Regions from separate parts of the Homo sapiens genome. Here region 1 is linked to region 2. Evidence: chromatin loops called from intact Hi-C (ENCODE). Cell type or tissue: chondrocyte. All regions are shown on one strand. Each heading gives the region's core, and the rest is flanking DNA. Links, peaks and the distances in the headings are about the cores only.

Region 1 (8,341 bases), core at 48-8,047, 260 kb after region 2:
TCTCATCTCACTGCAACCTCCGCCTCCTGGGTTCAAGTGATTCTCCTGCCTCAGCCTCCCAAGTAGGCGGGATTACAGGCGTGTGCCACCAGGCCAGGCTAATTTTTGTATTTTCAGTAGAGACAGGGTTTTGCCATGTTGGCCAGGCTGGTCTCGAATTACTGACCTCAGGTGATCCACCCGCTTCAGCCTCCCAAAGTGCTGGGATTAGAGGTGTGAGCTACCAAGACCAGCCCTTTATTTAAAAAAAAAAAAAAAAAGGAAAAATTAAGCAAACTCTGGGTTTTTTAAATTCTGTTCTGTATCTTCACTGGGTTGGTGGTCACAGGAATCTTCAAATGCGGATACAATTGCATAGAATTAAATATACACACAAACACACACAAATGAACATTGGTAAAATTGGTGAAATCTAATTAAAGTTAGTAGACTGTATTGTCAGTTTCCGGTTTTCTACATTATAGTTACGCAAGATATTACTATGCTATTTTCTAACAACTACGTGCAAGTCTACCATCATCTCAAAATATAAAGCTTAATAAAAGTGAAGCTCTGAAAAGTATCTATAGAATCTGAATAGTAAAGGGACATAATTCTTTTTTTCTTTTTTTTTTTGAGACAGAGTCTCGCTCTGTCCACAGGCTGGAGTGAAGTGGTGTGATCTTGGCTAACTGCAATCTCTGCCTTTCGGGTTCAAGTTATTCTCCTGCCTCAGCCTCCCAAGTAGCTGGGACTACAGGTGCACACCACCATGCCCAGCTAATTTTTGTATTTTTAGTAGAGATGGGATTTTACCATGTTGGCCAGGATGGTCTCGATCTCTTGACCTCATGATCCACCTGTGTTGGCCTCCCAATGTGCTGGGATTACAGGCGTGAGCCACCGCGCCCGGCCTTCGTTTTTTTGGGTTTTGTTGTTGTTGTTGTTGTTTTGATATGGAGTCTCGCTCTGTTCCCCAGGCTGGAGTGCAGTGGCACAATCTCGGCTCACTGCAACCTCCACTTCCCGGGTTCAAGCAATTCTCATCATGCCTCCGCCTCCCGAATAGGTGAGACTATAGGCCTGTGCCACCACACCTGGCTAATTTTTGTATTTTTAGTAAAGATGAGGTTTCACCATGTTGGCTTGACCTCAAGTGATTCCCCTTCCTTGGCCTCCCAAAGGGCTGGAATTATAGGCATGAGCCAGTGTGCCCGGCCATAAAGGTATATAATTCAAAATATTCTGAGCATACAGATTCTCTTTTCCTTCTTTAACATCATCATGATTTAAATGAACCTGAGTAATTAATGCTGATCTAGTAAATCGTAGTGGCCTTAAGTCTAAGTATTGAGAATAGGTAATTTTAGCCGGGTGCGGTGGCTCAGGCCTGTAATCCCAGCACTTTGGGAGGCCGTAGGCAGTTAGGATCACCTGAGGTCAGAAGTTTGAGACCAGCCTGACTAACATGGAGAAATCCCATCTCTACTAAAAAAAAAATACAAAATTAGCCGGGCGTGGTGGCGCATGCCTGTAATCCCAGCTACTCAGGAGGCTAAGGCGGGAGAATTGCTTGAACCTGGGAGGAGGCAGAGATTGCAATGAGCTGAGATCTGGCCATTATTGCACTCCAGCATGGGCAACAAGAGCGAAACTCCTTCTCAAAAAAAAAAAAAAAAAAAAAAAAAAAGAATAGGTAATTTTATTATATTCTACAATGAAGGGCAATTTAAACATAATGTAATTTAATGTTTAGACATTTGTGAAACTTTCAACTAAAAGATTCCCAAGTTTCTATGAGAAAAATTAAAACAACTTTTGTCAGAGTAGGCAGTAGGCATCCCAATTATTTTACAAAATATGCTCACCATAAACAAAACAATTATATGACTTAGAATTACATGTTAATATAACCGTTCTTGCCCTGCTTTCTACAAGGTATTGTGAAATTATGTGTTCTGGGTATTTTTGACTTGTATGTGCTTCTGATTAGCTGGAAAACAGCTAGGAAAATACAGTGGTCAAAACATAGAATTTGGCTGGGTGTTCTAATCCCAGCACTTTGGGAGGCGGAGATGGGAGGATCGCTTGAGGCCAGGATTTGAGACTAACCTGGGCAACATTGTGAGAGTCCCATCTCTACAAAAAATTAAAAGACAAGCCTAATTCAATATGGTTTTCCTTACCATTCAGCTCTGTGATGTAGATAGAAACTTTACCCCTGAAGCTAACATAATTCAAATTCAATTGTGGATCAAGTTGGCAACCCAACATGTATGCTCCATATTGCCTCTGGCACCAAGTTTAAACATTTAAGAAAAATTATCCGGCCAGGCGCAGTGGCTCAAGCCTGTAATCCCAGCACTTAGGGAGGTCAACGTGGGTGGATCATGAGGTCAGGAGATCGAGACTATTCTGGCTAACACAGTGAAACCCCATCTCTACTAAAAATACAAAAAAATTAGCCGGGCGTGGTGGTGGGCACCTGTAGTCCCAGCTACTCGGGAGGCTGAGGCAGGAGAATTGCTTGAAACCACCGGAAGGCAGAAGTTGCAGTGAGCCAAGATCACGTTACTGCACTCCAGCCTGGGTGACAGAGACAGACTCCATCTCAAAAAAAAAAAAAAGAAAAATTATCCTAATGTGTCCTCCAAATATGTCCTTTTTTTTTTTTTTTGAGACAGAGTTTCGCTCTTGTTGCACAGGCTGGAGTGCAGTGACATGATCTTGGCTCACTGCAACCTCCGCCTTCCGGTGGTTTCAAGCAATTCTCCTGCCTCAGCCTCCTGAGTAGCTGGAACTACAGGCACATACCACCACGCCCAGCTAATTTTTTGTATTTTTATTAGAGATAGGGTTTCACCATGTTGGTCAGGATGGTCTCGATCTCTCGACCTTGTGATCCGCTCGCCTCGGCCTCCCAAAGTGCTGGAATTACAGGCGTGAGCCACCGCGCCCGGCCCAAATATGTCCTTTCAAAGTCATACTAGAGTACTGTCTAAAAGGCCGGCATGGAAGTTGTCTGATTGTAGAGGAAGTCATTTCATTTCATTTATTTACCATTGATAGGGTCCGGAGTCTGTAAAGTTAGATGTTAGCTTATGGAAAATAAGTGGCAAATGATTTTGTTGGGTAGAAAAGATATCTCCAGGCCAGGTGCGGTGTCTCACGCCTGTAATCCCAGCACTTTGGTAGGCCGAGGCGGGTAGATCACTTGAGGTGGATCACTTCAGGAGTTTGAGACCAGCCTGGCCAGCAGGGTGAAACCCAGTCTCTACTAAAAATACAAAAATTAGCCAGGCTTGGTGGCACATGCCTGTAATCCCAGCTACTGGGGAGACTGAGGCAGGAGAATTGCTTGAATCCAGGAGGTGGAGATTGCAGTGAGCCAAGAGCGCGCCATTGCACTCCAGCATGAACGAAGAAGCGAGACTCTTGTTTAAAAAAAGAAAGAAAGAAAAGATATCTCCAAAGGTTGCCATTTCATTGCTCTGTGAATATTAAGCAGTGTTATATTTCATATTGCAGTCTTATCCCAGCATTCTTTTTCCCACTGACTATATATTTACCAGTCTCCCCTATCTTTCTTCTTTTGCCGGTTCCCTGATGATTAGTTAAATAAGAAGGGTAAATAAGAGGCTAGCTTGCCTAGCAGATAGAGAAAGGGGTATTTCTGACTTGGGAAGATCAGCATGTGCAAAGGCGAGCGTGACTCCTTTAGAGAATTCCAAGAGACTCCATGTGGCTAAAGCAGTTCTTCTCAAACTTTGATGTCCATATGAATCACTCAGATTCAGTGAGTCTAGGGCGAGGCCCAGAATTCCACCTGTCTACAAGCTCCCAGGTTAAGCTGCTGCTGCTTGTCTTTGGACCATACTTTGAGTAAAAAGGGGGTAGGGTTAAAGCACTTCCAAAGATGTGCACATCCAAAAATGAAGATGGGGCCAGGCACATTAGCTCATGCCTGTAATCCCAGCACTTTGAGAGGCCGAGGCGGGCAGATCACTTGAGTCCAGGAGTTTGAGACCAGCCTGGCCAATATAGTGAAATCCTGTTTCTACTAAAAATACAAAAAGTTAACCAGGCATATTAGTACAAACCTGTAGTCCCAGCTACTCAGGAGGTGGAGGCAGGAGAATCGATTGAATCCAGGAGGCAGAGGTTGCAGTAAGCCGAGATCACGCCATTGCACTCCAGCCTGGGCAACAGAGTAAGACTCTGTCTCAAAAGCAAAAATAAAAAACAAAGATGTGCACATCCAAAGATGAAGATGGAAACTGAGGGAGAGGGGTATGGAACAGGCTCTATACTAAGAATAATCATTTTTCACAATCCACATCAAACAAAAATATTTCTAAGCTCAAGCAGGTAGTTCATGCATTTGAAATCATACAAAAACTCCAACCACATTTCAATATAGTCACAAAAACAAGACCAGTTAAGTCATTTCCTAAAAATGTACGTTCTCCAGCAGCTAGTAGAGCTAAGCTGGTTTTGGCGATGTCTACTGCCATCTAGTGGAAATGGATTGACATAACTAGTGCATCATTTAGTGGTAAAGCTTTCAAATTAAAGTTTTCAAAGTACTCTCATTTTATCTCCACAGTAACCTGTGAAATAGACATTGTTATTCAGTTTGTTTTAACTTATTAAAAAATTTAAGGCAGGGCACAGTGGCTCACGCCTGTAATCCCAGCACTTTGGGAGGGGAATTCGAGACCAGCCTGATCAACATGGCGATACCCTGTCTCTACTAAAAACACAAAATTACCCGGGCGTGGTGGCATATGCCTGTAGTCCCAGCTACTCGGGAGGCTGAGGCAGGAGAATCGCTTGAACCCGGAAGGTGGAGATTGCGGTGAGCCGAGATCGTGCCATTGCACTGCAGCCTGGGCAATAAGATCGAAACTCTGTCTCAAAAAATAATAATAATAAAAAAATAAAAATAAAAAAACTTTCAGGCCGGGCGCGGTGGCTCGCGCCTGTAATCGCAGCAATTTGGGAGGCTGAGGCAGGCAGATCACTTGACCTCAGGAATTCAAGACCGGCCTGGCCAACATGGTGAAACTGCTTCTCTACTAAAAATATAAAAATTAGCCAGGTGTGGTGGCGCAAACCTGTGGAGGCGCAAGCCTCAGCTACTCTGGAGGCTGAGGTGGGAGAATGGCTTGAACCTGGGAAGGTGGAGGTTGCAGTGAGTCAAAATTGTGCCACTGCACTCCAGCCTGGGCGAAAGAGCGAGACTCCATCTCAAAATAATTAAATAAATAAGGCCGGGCATGGTGGCTCACTCCTGTAATCCCAGCTCTTTGGGAGGCTGAGGCGGGCAGATCACTTGATGTCAGGAGTTCAAGACCAGCCTGGCCAACATGGCAAAACCCCATCTCTATTAAAAATACAAAAATTGGGCCAGGCGCAGTGGCTCACACTTGTAATCCCAGCACTTTGGGAGGCTGAGGCAGGTGGATCACTTGAGGTCGGGAGTTCAAGACTAGCCTGACCAACATGGAGAAAACCCCATCCCTACTAAAAATACAAAAATTAGCCGGGCATGGTGGTGCATGCCTGTAATCCCAGCTACTTGGGAGGCTGAGGCAGGAGAATCGCTTGAACCCAGGAGATGGAGGTTGCGGTGACCCAAGATCGTGCCATTGCACTCCAGCCTGGGCAATAAGAGCGAGACTCCATCTCAAAAAAAAAAAAAAAAAAAGAAATTAACTGAGCATCATGTCAGGTGCTTGTAATCCCAGCTACTCAGGAGGCTGAGGCAGGAGAATTGCTTGGACCTGGGAGGCGGAGGTTGCAGTGGGCTGAGAACACGACACTGCGTTCCAGCCTGGGTGACAGAGCAGGACTCTGTCTCAAAAAAAAAAAAACCTTCGTATTAGGCCAGGCGTGGTGACTTATACTTGTAATCCCAGCATTTTACGAGGCCAAGGCAGGAGGATGCTTGAGGCCAGGAGTTTGAGACCAGCGTGGGCAATATAGCATGACCCTGTTTCTACAAAAAAAAAATTTTTTTTTTTAATTAGCTGGGTGGAGTGTCTGTAGTCTAGCTACTCAGGAGGTTGAGGCAGGAGGATCACTTGAACCCAGGAAGAACATTAGCCTGGGCAACGTAGCAAGACCCTATCTTACAAAAAAACTTTTTTTGACTGAGTGGGGTGGCTCACCCCTGTAATCTCAGCACTTTGGGAGGCCCAGGCAAGCAGATCACTTGAGGTCAGGAGTTCAAGACCAGCCTGGCCAACATGGTGAAACCCCATCTCTAGTAAAAATACAAAAAGTTAGCTGGGCGTGGTGACACATGCCTGTGATCCCAGCTACTCAGGAAGCTAAAGCAGAGAATTGCTGGAACCTGGGAGGCAGAGGCTGCAGTGAGCCGAGATCATGCCACTGCACTCCAGCCTGGGAGACAGAGCAAGACTCCATCTCAAAAAAAAAAAAAAAAAAAATTAACGCTTCATATTATCAAGCACTTATTATAAGCACTGTACATGAATGATCTAATTTATTCTCCATTACAATCTAATATGGTAAGTATTATCTGGTTTATTATTCCCACTTACAGATAAGAAGCCAAGACTTAGAGAATTTTAAGAAGAATGTTGAAAGTCCAGCAGCTAGTAAAGTGGGAGCATCAGGGTCAAAGTAGGGGATCCTACAAGGCATGTATCGTTAACATAAGTTATAACCAACATCACAAAATGTGTCAGACATTCTCCTAAGCAGTTTGTTTATAGGTATCAGCTAATTTAATCTTCACAAAACCTGAACCAGGCAAGGTGGCTCATGCCTATAATCCGAGCACTTTGGAAAGCAGAGGTGGGCGGATCACTTGAGGTCAGAAGTTCAAGACCAGCCTGGCCAATGTGGCAAAACCTCATCTCTGGCTGGGTGCGGTGGCTCACGCCTGTAATCCCAGCACTTTGGGAGGCCAAGGCGGGCGGATCACGACGTCAGGAGATCGAGACCATCCTGGCTAACATGGTGAAACCCCGTCTCTACTAAAAATACAAAAAAATTAGCTGGGTGTGGTGGCAGGCACCTGTAGTCCCAGCTACTCGGGAGGCTGAGGCAGGAGAACGGCGTCAACTCGGGAGGTGGAGCTTGCAGTGAGCTGAGATCGTGCCACTGCACTCCAGCCTGGGTGACAGAGCGAGACTGTCTCAAAAAAAAAAAAAAAACCTCATCTCTACTAAAAAGACAAGAAATTAGCTGGGCGTGGTAGCACCTGTCTGTGGTCCCAGCTACTCTGGAGGCTGAGGATCACCCGAACCCGGGAATTTGAGGCTGCAGCGAGCCATGATCGCGCCACTGCATCCAGGCTGGGTGACGGGAATGAGACCGTCTCAAAAAACAAAACCAAAACCAAAAAGGTATGAAGTATGTATAATTATTATTCCCATTTTATAGATCAAGAAACCAAGAGGAGTTAAGCAAGATATTCAAGGTCACCAACTAGTGAAAAGCATAGCCAGAACTGGAATCCAGGAAGTTTAATTCTAGGGCATATGTTCTCAACCAGTAAGCAATTTTTTAAAAAGTTATTATAACTTGGGCCAGGCGCGGTGGCTCATGCCTGTAATCCCAGTGTTTTGGGAGGCCAAGGTGGAAGGACTTTAAGACCAGCCTGGGCAACATAGTGAGACCCCCATCTCTATAAAAAATATGTATTTTTAAATAGCTGGACATGGTAGCACATGCCTGTAGTCCTAGCACTTTGGGAGGCTGAAGCAGGCAGATCACTTGAGCTTGGGAGTTCAAGACCAGCCTGAGCAACATGGCAAAACCATGTCTCTAAAAAAAACAAACAAACAAACAAAAAAAAACCCAGGCGTGGTGGCTCACGCCTGTAATCCCAGCACTTTGGGAGGCCTAGGCGGGTGGATCACTTGAAGTCAGGAGTTTGAGACCATCCTGGCCAACATGGTGAAACCCCGTCTCTACTAAAACTACAAAAATTAGCTGGGCATGGTGGTGAGCACTTGTAATCCCAGCTGCTCAGGGGGCTGAGGCAGAAGAATCAATTGAACCCAGGAGGCGGAGGTTGCAGTGAGCCAAGATTGCACCACTGAACTCTAGCCTGGATAACAGAGCTGGACTCTGTCGCAAAAAAAAAAAAAAAAAAAAAAAGCAAAAATGCAGATTCTGATGCAGAAAGCCTGAGGTAGGGCCTAAGATTCTGCATTTCTATAAGGCTCTCAGTGAGGACAGTGCTGCTGGCCAAGGTGGATCACACTTTGAGGAGCAAAGTTCTGGCAAGGGGAGGGAGGGGAGAGGAGCAACATTAGAACTGTTAAAAGAAAAATTCTAGACAAATTAAATTTAACAGAGGGTAATTGAACAAAGAATGATTCCT
Region 2 (8,341 bases), core at 44-8,043:
AACATAGTAAGACCCCCATCTCTAAAAAAAATTAAAAAAATTATCTGGGCATAGTGGCACATGCCCGTAGTCCTAGCTACTCAGGAGGCTGAGAGGGGAGGATTGCTTGAGCCCAGGAGTTTGAGGCTGCAGTGAGCTATGATCACACTGCTCTCCAGCCTGGGTGACAGAGCGGGACCTGACAAAAAAAGAAGGTACAAACAAACATTAGCCTAAGCCTACAGAGGGTCAGGATCATTCATATCACTATCTTCCACCTCCACATCTTGTCTCACTAGAAGGTGTTTAGGAGCAAAACATGCATGGAGCTGTCATCTCCTATGATAAAAGGCCTTTTTCTGAAATACCTCCTGAAGGACCTGTCTGAGGCTGTTTTACAGTTAATTTTTTTTATAAGTAGAAAGAGTACACTCTAAAATAACAATAAAAATACATAAACCCGTAACATGTAGTAAATACATAAACCAGTAGCATAGTTGTTTATCATCACTATCAAGTATTATATACTGTTTAAAATTGGATTTTACAGGGAAGTTAAAAAAAGTATTATGTACTGTACATAATTGTATGTGCTGGTAGGTTTGTTTACTGCAGCATAACCATAAACATATGAGTAATGCAGTGTGCTATGATGTTATGATGGCTACAACATCACAAAGCAATAGGAATTTTTCAGCTCCAGTACAATCCAGTATAATTGTTGTATAGGTGGTTCATTGTTGACCGAAAGGTCATTACACGGTGCTTGACTGTATTTTACATTTGGTATTCTCCCCTTGACATAGAGAACAAGCTGCAAGAAAGCAGTGATTATCCTATTCTCCACTCTCTCCTAGTGAGTGCTCCTAACACAGGACCTGGTGCTCAATACGTATTTTTTGAGTGTATAAATAGAGGGAAAAAAGACTCAAATTATTCCAAGATATTACCCATTACTATCTCTGAATGGTGGACTACTATATGCTTTTTGTTTCTCTCTCTTAAACTTCTTTATTTTACAAGTTTTGTATACTGAATATTTGTCTCTTTTACAATGAGAAAAATGCAGTGTACTCTATATTAAAATAATATTTGAGGCTGGGAGTGGTGACTCACACCTGTAATCCCAGCACTTTGGGAGGCCAAGGCAGGTGGATCACCTGAGGTCAGGAGTTCGAGACCAGCCTGGCCAACATGGCAAAACCCTGTCTATACTAAAAATACAAAAATTAGCTGGGGGTGGTGGTGCACACCTATAATTCTAGCTACTTGGGAAGCTGAGGCAGGAGAATTCCTTGAACCCAGGAGGCAGAGGTTGCAGTGAGCTGAGATCGCACCACTGCACTCCAGCCTGGGCGACAGAGCAAGACTCTATCTCCAAAAAAAAAAAAAAAAAATTTGAGTACCTGCTACATTGACAGCGCTGTGAGACTTGGATGTGTGGATGACTCTGGGAGGAGGAGAAGCACGTAAGGGCAGCAGCAGTACATTCTGTTAATATGCAGCATCTATAAGGAAAAGATATGCAAATATGAAATTTAAAATTAATATACAAGTTGATTAATAGAATCATTTGAATAGTGCTTTGTGAATTATAAAATAACATATACACTTCTCTTGTTTAGTCTTCATAATCACCATATATTGTTTATTTTCTCCATTTTGTAGAACACTTATGTACTTCTAGGTGTTGGCAGCATAAGGCATAAGTATTATGGTCAGTACAGATTTTCCTGGCATTTGGTGGTTGCCATTCCCACCTGAGAGAATGTTGAGTAGCAGTTGTCTCTGGTGTCTTCTTTTTTTTCTATCTCTCACTCACTGCTTGGGCCTTTCCCCTCGGCTCTATTCTCCAAGCACATCTTGCCTTTGTGCCGCTCATTGGCTGCGTAATCACCTTCTTCCCAACCACTGTGGCTCCTTTTGCCTGAGTCTAAGGTCTCCACAGTGTGCCCCATTGTTCAAAGTCACCACTTCCTTCTGTATTTCTAATTCCCAAACTGAACTGCCATTTCCTTCAAAAGGCCAATCCCAGGTAGGGGCTAGAGGTTTCCTGCCTTTTTAAGCTGGGCTATGTGTGGGTATGGGTGTGGGTAGGTGAGTCAGTGCAGTTGGGCAGTAGAGTCAGGGCTGGGCAGCCTCCAGCCCCCTCAAAAGATATGTGTGGTGGTGTAGACAGGCCTCAAGACTGGGTGGTCGCGAGCAAGGGGGATACAGTCTTATATGCAGATTGAGGCTTACAAGACACCAGTTCAGCCTAGATGTAAAGGATGTTTACAGCTGCAACCAGCAGACAGAGGCTTGGGCAGAGAGAGGGATGCAGATCTGTATCTGTGAACGTCCTAAAGGAACAGAGGTCCTTATAATAGAAGCAAAAGTGGGACTGCAATTTGAGTTAACATTGGGTCTGGGGGGGTAGTCAATGTCACTTCCTTTTCCACTGATGATGTATTTTGATAAGGAAAGATTGAAGGGCAGCGTTGTTAAGAAGAACAATGGTGGCTGGGTGTGCTGGCTCATGCCTGTAATCCCAGCACTCTGGGAGGCTGAGACGGGAGAATCACTTGAGCATAGGCATTCGAGGCTAGCCTAGATAATATAGCGAGCCCCCATCCGTACAAATATAAAAAAATTAGCCCAGCATGGTGATGCAAACTTGTAGTCCCCCCTACTCAGGAGGCTGAGGCAGGAGCATTGCTTGAGCCCAGGAGTTTGAGGCTGCCATGAGCCATGATTGTGCCACTGCACTTCAGCCTGGGCAATAGAGCAAGATCGTGCTTCTAAAAATAATAAATAGACAAATAAAAGAAGAACAATATTATTACTTATCCTAAAAATTCATAGTTAACAAGCCCCAATAATGATTATTCTGTGCACATCATCAAGTAGAATGTATTCCTAAACTCAGTTATCTAGCAAAGTATCAATATAATTCACCGTATAAAATAGAAATATAGTAAAAAAATTTATTTATATAGATGCTAAAGGAAGTATTTGGTTTTAAAAGCAGCAAATTTTCTCTTCATCTGTATATCTTTTGGTCTATTTGGAAAATGTAATTGCCAGGCATGGTGGCTCATGCCTTTAATTCTAGCACTTTGGGAGGCTGAGACAGGAGTATTGCTTGAGCCCAGGAGTTCAAGACCAGCCTGGGGAACATAGTGAAACCCCATGTCTACGAAAAAATTTTAAAAAGTTGCTGGGCATAGAGGCACATGCCTGTGATCCCAGCTACTCGGGAGGCTGAGGTAGGAGGATCACTTGAGCCCAGGAGGTTGAGGCTGCAGTGAGCCCGTGTATGATCCTGTCTCAATTGAAAAAAAAAGATGTCTGCTGGGCGCGGTGGCTCATGCCTGTAATCCCAGCACTTTGGGAGGCCGAGGCCGGTGGATCACGAGGTCAGGAGATCAAGACCATCCTGGTTAACACGGTGAAACCCCGTCTCTACTAAAAATACAAAAATTAGCCAGGCGTGGTGGTGGGCACCTGTAGTACCAGCTACTCGGGAGGCTGAGGCAGGAGAATGGCGTGAACCTGGGAGGCGGAGCTTGCAGTGAGCCAAGATCGCACCACTGCACTCCAGTCTGGGCGACAGAGCGAGACTCCATCTCAAAAAAAAAAAGAAAAAAAAGAAGATGTCATTTATTTGAGAAAACTATCTGTTTTGAGTATAATAGAAGCCAGTTGAAAACTTGATGGGTGTAACCGTTTCTAAAGCAATTAATTTCTCCTCACATGGAAAATAGATCATCAATAATAAACTGTCATACCTGCTCCCCTAGGCCTGGGGATCGATGTTGGAAAATACTATGACAATTTGAAATCATGCTTGTTTCGTTTACTTCTTTTCTCTTCTACAACTTGCAGGGCTCAATACTACCACAGCTGTGGAAGAGAGTCTGTAATTTGGGAGATCACTCCTCCTGCATTGTTTAGACAACCCTCCAAAAGGATCCAGAGGCTGTCACAGCCCAATGGATTCAAAAGACAGTGTCTACTAAATAGGTAGAGTATCTTGAGAATCTCTGTAAATCCTAATCTAATTTGGCCAGATGTCTTAGTATTTTTGTTCTAATTTTAGTGTGTGCAATTTCATGAGCTAAGAGTCCACTTGTGTTCCAAAGCATCAGGTAAAAAATCAAATATTTGCAGCTATTGTAGGTAATCAGAAGTTCATCTTCGGTAATTACATTTGACTCACATTGTGGTGAAACTAAAATTTATACTAAACCTTACCATTGTTAGCCAGTTAAAAGGAAATATGCAACTAAAACACCACAGGTTTTTGCAATTTGTGGAATTTGTTCTCCTGTATCTCTCTGACTTTGATACTTTTTCTTCCTTTTGCTTTGAAGGCTGAATTTCTCCTTGTCTTTATAAGACCACTAGGTGGTACATTTTCCATGGGAGCTAAGATTGTGATGTGGTTGTTGCAAAAGCTAATTCAATGTTAGGTTGCATTAGTGGAATATATACAGTGTACAGTTGTGGAGAGGTGATAGTGCTACTGTGTGCTACTTTAGTCGGAACACACTGGACATGTATGTGCAGTTATGTATGTTATACCTTAAGAAATGATAATAAACTTGAGACTATTCAGAAGGTGGGAAATGAGATATTGGGCTCCTGGAAACTATGTTATGTGAAAAATAATTAAGAGAAATGACATGTTTAGTTTAAAAAGAGAATAAGAAAGTGGTGACAGCTGTGTTAAAATATTTAAAGGGTTGACATCTGGAAGAGGAAGAAGAGGTGAAAGTAAAATTACTTTATGTTAATCCTAGAACTAGAAGTAGAACATTGACAGGGCAGCAGACGTCAGCTTAGTGGAGGAAAATCTTTCTGACTAGCTATTGGGTAATGGAAACTGTCCAGTAACGGAAAGTGAACCAGCATTCCACCCTCATCCCTGCAAGTTTTCAAGCCCAGGCTGGAACTGTGACTTTACATGGATTTTAGAAAAGATTCCTACATTCAGAGAAAGGTTGAACTAGACAGCTTGAGTCTTTTGCATCATAGAATACTGCGAAAGAAGGCCCAATTCTTCCCACAGGGTTTCCTCAATTACTTATTTATCAATTCATTCAATAAAATCCACTGTACCAAATACATAAAATTTGGTAGTTATGTATACACATAAATTTGGTAATGTGTCTATAGTTATAAACAAAGGAATACTTTATTGCCACTTCTTGAGACCTCAGTTTGATGTTGCATGTAAATAAAATGCCCTTTAGTTAAAACATTTTGTACTTTTTTAAGTTTATATTTCCCTGCTTTTCTAAGTAGACTTTTCTGCTGCTTGAACATACATGTAACCATTGTTCATTGGCTTAAGCTCTTTATTATGAACATCAGCTATTTTATAATACCTTAATATAGAAAACCTCTCAGGAGCTGTTTAAGTATAAAGCCAAGATTTTCCTTAGGCTAATGGTCTGACTTCTGTGCTTTCAAATTAAAGTACTTAAAGCACTGAAGGATTGGCGAGGTGTGGTGGCTCACGCCTGTAATCCCAGCACTTTGGGAGGCCAAGGTGGGTGGATCATCTGAGGTCAGGAGTTTGAGACCAGCCTGGCCAACATGGTGAAACCTCATCTCTACTAAAAATATAAAAATTAGCCAGGTGTGGTGGCTCATGCCTGTAATCCCAGCTACTCAGGTGGCAGAGGCACAAGAATAGACTGAAAGTAAAAAAATAGGCACAAATAGACTGAAAGTAAAAAAATGGAAAAAGATATACCATTCACACCAGCCAAAAAAGATCTGGATTGGCCATACTGATATCAGACAATATAGACTTTAAGACAAACATTGTTACTAGAGACAGAGAAAGGACATTTTATATTATAAAAGAGTCAGTCCATTAAAAAGGGAGGTGGAGGTTGCAGTGAGCAGAGATTGCGCCACTGTACTCCAGCCTGAGCCACAGAGTGAGACTCTGTCTCAAAATAAATAAATAAATAAAATAAAGCACTGAAGGAAAAAGATTGTAAGCTAAGAATACTCTGTTTAGCAAAGTTATCCTTCGTAACTGAAGCGGAAATTACGATATTCCTAGATAAGCAAAAATTGAGATAATTCATTGCCAGCAGACCTGCTTTACGAGAAATAATAAAGAAAGTATTTCAGACTAAGTGAAAGGACAGTTATCCTGGGCATTATAGTGAGATCTCATCTCTACTAAAAACAAAAAATTTATTGGGGTGTTGTGGTGAATGCCTGTGGTCCCAGCTACTCGGGAGGCTGAGGCAGGAGAATTGCTTGAGCCTGGGAGGTTGAAGCTGCAGTGACTATGTTACTGCATTAAAGCCTTGGTGACAGAGTGAGACTGTGTCCCAAAAAGGCAAAGACATTTGACAATAACTCAAATCCAAATAAAGGGCACAAAAAGAATTAACTACATAGGTAAATATAGAATGTAGCACATTTTATATAGTACATTATAATTACATTAAAATGTAAATATGTATATATTTTTGTTTGTAACTCTTTTTCTTCTACCTGACATAAAAGACAATTGCCTAAAGCAATAATTATAAATTTATGTTGATGGGCATACAATGAATAAATAAAAGTACAAAGGAGCGGGAGGGGATAGAGCTATATAGGAGCAAAGTTATTATATACCATAGGAATTAATTTGGTGTTAGTCTGAACTAGATTGTTGTAAGATGTACAGAGAAACAACTAAGGAAATAATTTTTAAAATGTAATAAAATAAATAACAAGGAAATTTAAATGTCACAGTAGAAAATATCTAACACAAAAGAAGGAAGAAATGAAAGAACAAAGGAACAAAAAATATATAGAAAAAATAGCAACATGGCAGGCATAAATATTACCTTATCGGTAATTACATTAAATGTACATTACATTAAATGTAAATGAATTGAACACTCCAATAAAAAGACAGGATAAAAAATGGATAAAAATTCACTCAACTATATGCTGTCTACAAAAGACATACTTTAGATTCAAATAAACAAATAGACTGAAAGTAAAAAAATGGAAAAAGATATACCATGCACGCCAACCAAAAAAGACCTGGATTGGCCATACTGATATCAGACAATATAGACTTTAAGACAAACATTGTTACTAAAGACAGAGAAAGGACATTTTATATTATAAAAGAGTCAATCCATTAAAAAGACATACAATTATGGCTGGATGCAGTATCTCACACCAGCACTTTGGGAGGCCAAGGTGAGAGGATTGCTTGAGGCCAGAAATTCAAGACCAGCCTGGGTAATATAGCAAGACCTCATCTCTACAAGAAAAAAAAAAGTAAGAAAGAAAGGAAAGATAACAACTATAAACATACATGCACCCAACAGCAGAGCAAAAACCTGATAGAATTCAACAATAATAGTTGGACACTTCAATACCCCACTTTTAATAATGGGTAGAATAACAAGCAGAAGATCAGTAGTGAAATAGAAGGCTTGAATAACACTAGAAACCAACTATATCTAACACATGTCTATGAAACCTCTACTCAAAAATGGGAGAATACACATTCTTTTCAAGTGTACATGGAACATTCTCTAGGATAGATCACATATTAACTCATAAAACAAGTCTCAATAAATTTAAGAGGATTAAATTCATAGAAAATCAATTCTCTGAACCAGTTCAATGAAATTGGAAACTGATAGCAGAAGGAAATTTAGAAATTTAAAAATATGTTAAATTAATTACACTCCTAAACAACCAATAGGTCAAAGAAGAAATCACTTTGATATGAATAAAACTGAAAACATAACATACCAAAGGTTATGAGATGCAGCTAAAGTAGTGGTTAGTGGGAAATTTATAGCTGTAAATGCCTATATTAAAAAAAAAAGGGCAGGGCATGGTGGTTCACATCTGTAATCCCAGCAATTTGGGAAGCTGAAGCGAGAGAATCATTTGAGGCTAGGAGTTTGAGACCAGCCTGGGCAACATAGTGAGACCCTATCTCTTCAAATAATTAAAAAATTAATTGGCCATGGTGGCATGTGTCTGTGGTCCCAGATACTCAGAGGCTGAGGTGGGAGAATCACATAAGCCCAGGTGGTCAAGGATGCAGTGGGCTGTGATTATGTCACTGCATTCCAGTCAGGGTGACAAAACAAGACCCTGATTTTGAGTTTCTCAGAAAATCAAATAAAATGAGAAAACAAACAAATAAAAGCCAGCAAATGAGAGAACCTAGATGAAATGGACAAATTATTATAAAGACAAACTACTGAATCTGAGTCAAGAAGAAATAGACAATCTTAACAGATCTGTAACAAGTGAAGCGATTGAATTAATAAAAAGCTTCCTATGAAGAACAGCTCAGAACCAGATGGCTTTATTAGTGAATTCCATGAAA

The links. Hi-C counts contacts between places; a loop is a spot of excess contacts. Peaks named below come from ENCODE experiments on the same cell type or tissue, not always from the same donor. Only the 100,000 strongest peaks of a DNase experiment are listed, where the experiment ranks them.
Region 1: it touches region 2 in a loop (5-fold over the local background); 18 of 110 quality-filtered maps call a loop at or near these places.

Annotation. Positions count from the first base shown.
Region 1 is chr4:56,832,342-56,840,682 of GRCh38, forward strand. No RefSeq gene overlaps it. Among named protein-coding and RNA genes, the nearest start is that of SPINK2, 15 kb to the left of the region's middle. In chondrocyte, for the core only: CTCF peaks have their summits at 4,497 (motif pointing left) and 4,708; no DNase peak of the experiment used is centred there.
Region 2 is chr4:56,571,659-56,579,999 of GRCh38, forward strand. SPMAP2L (sperm microtubule associated protein 2 like) reads left to right here. Exons shown (of 9, transcript NM_001256475.2): 5 at 3,847-3,984. Among named protein-coding and RNA genes, the nearest start is that of SPMAP2L, 45 kb to the left of the region's middle. In chondrocyte, for the core only: CTCF peaks have their summits at 4,350 (motif pointing right) and 4,549; no DNase peak of the experiment used is centred there.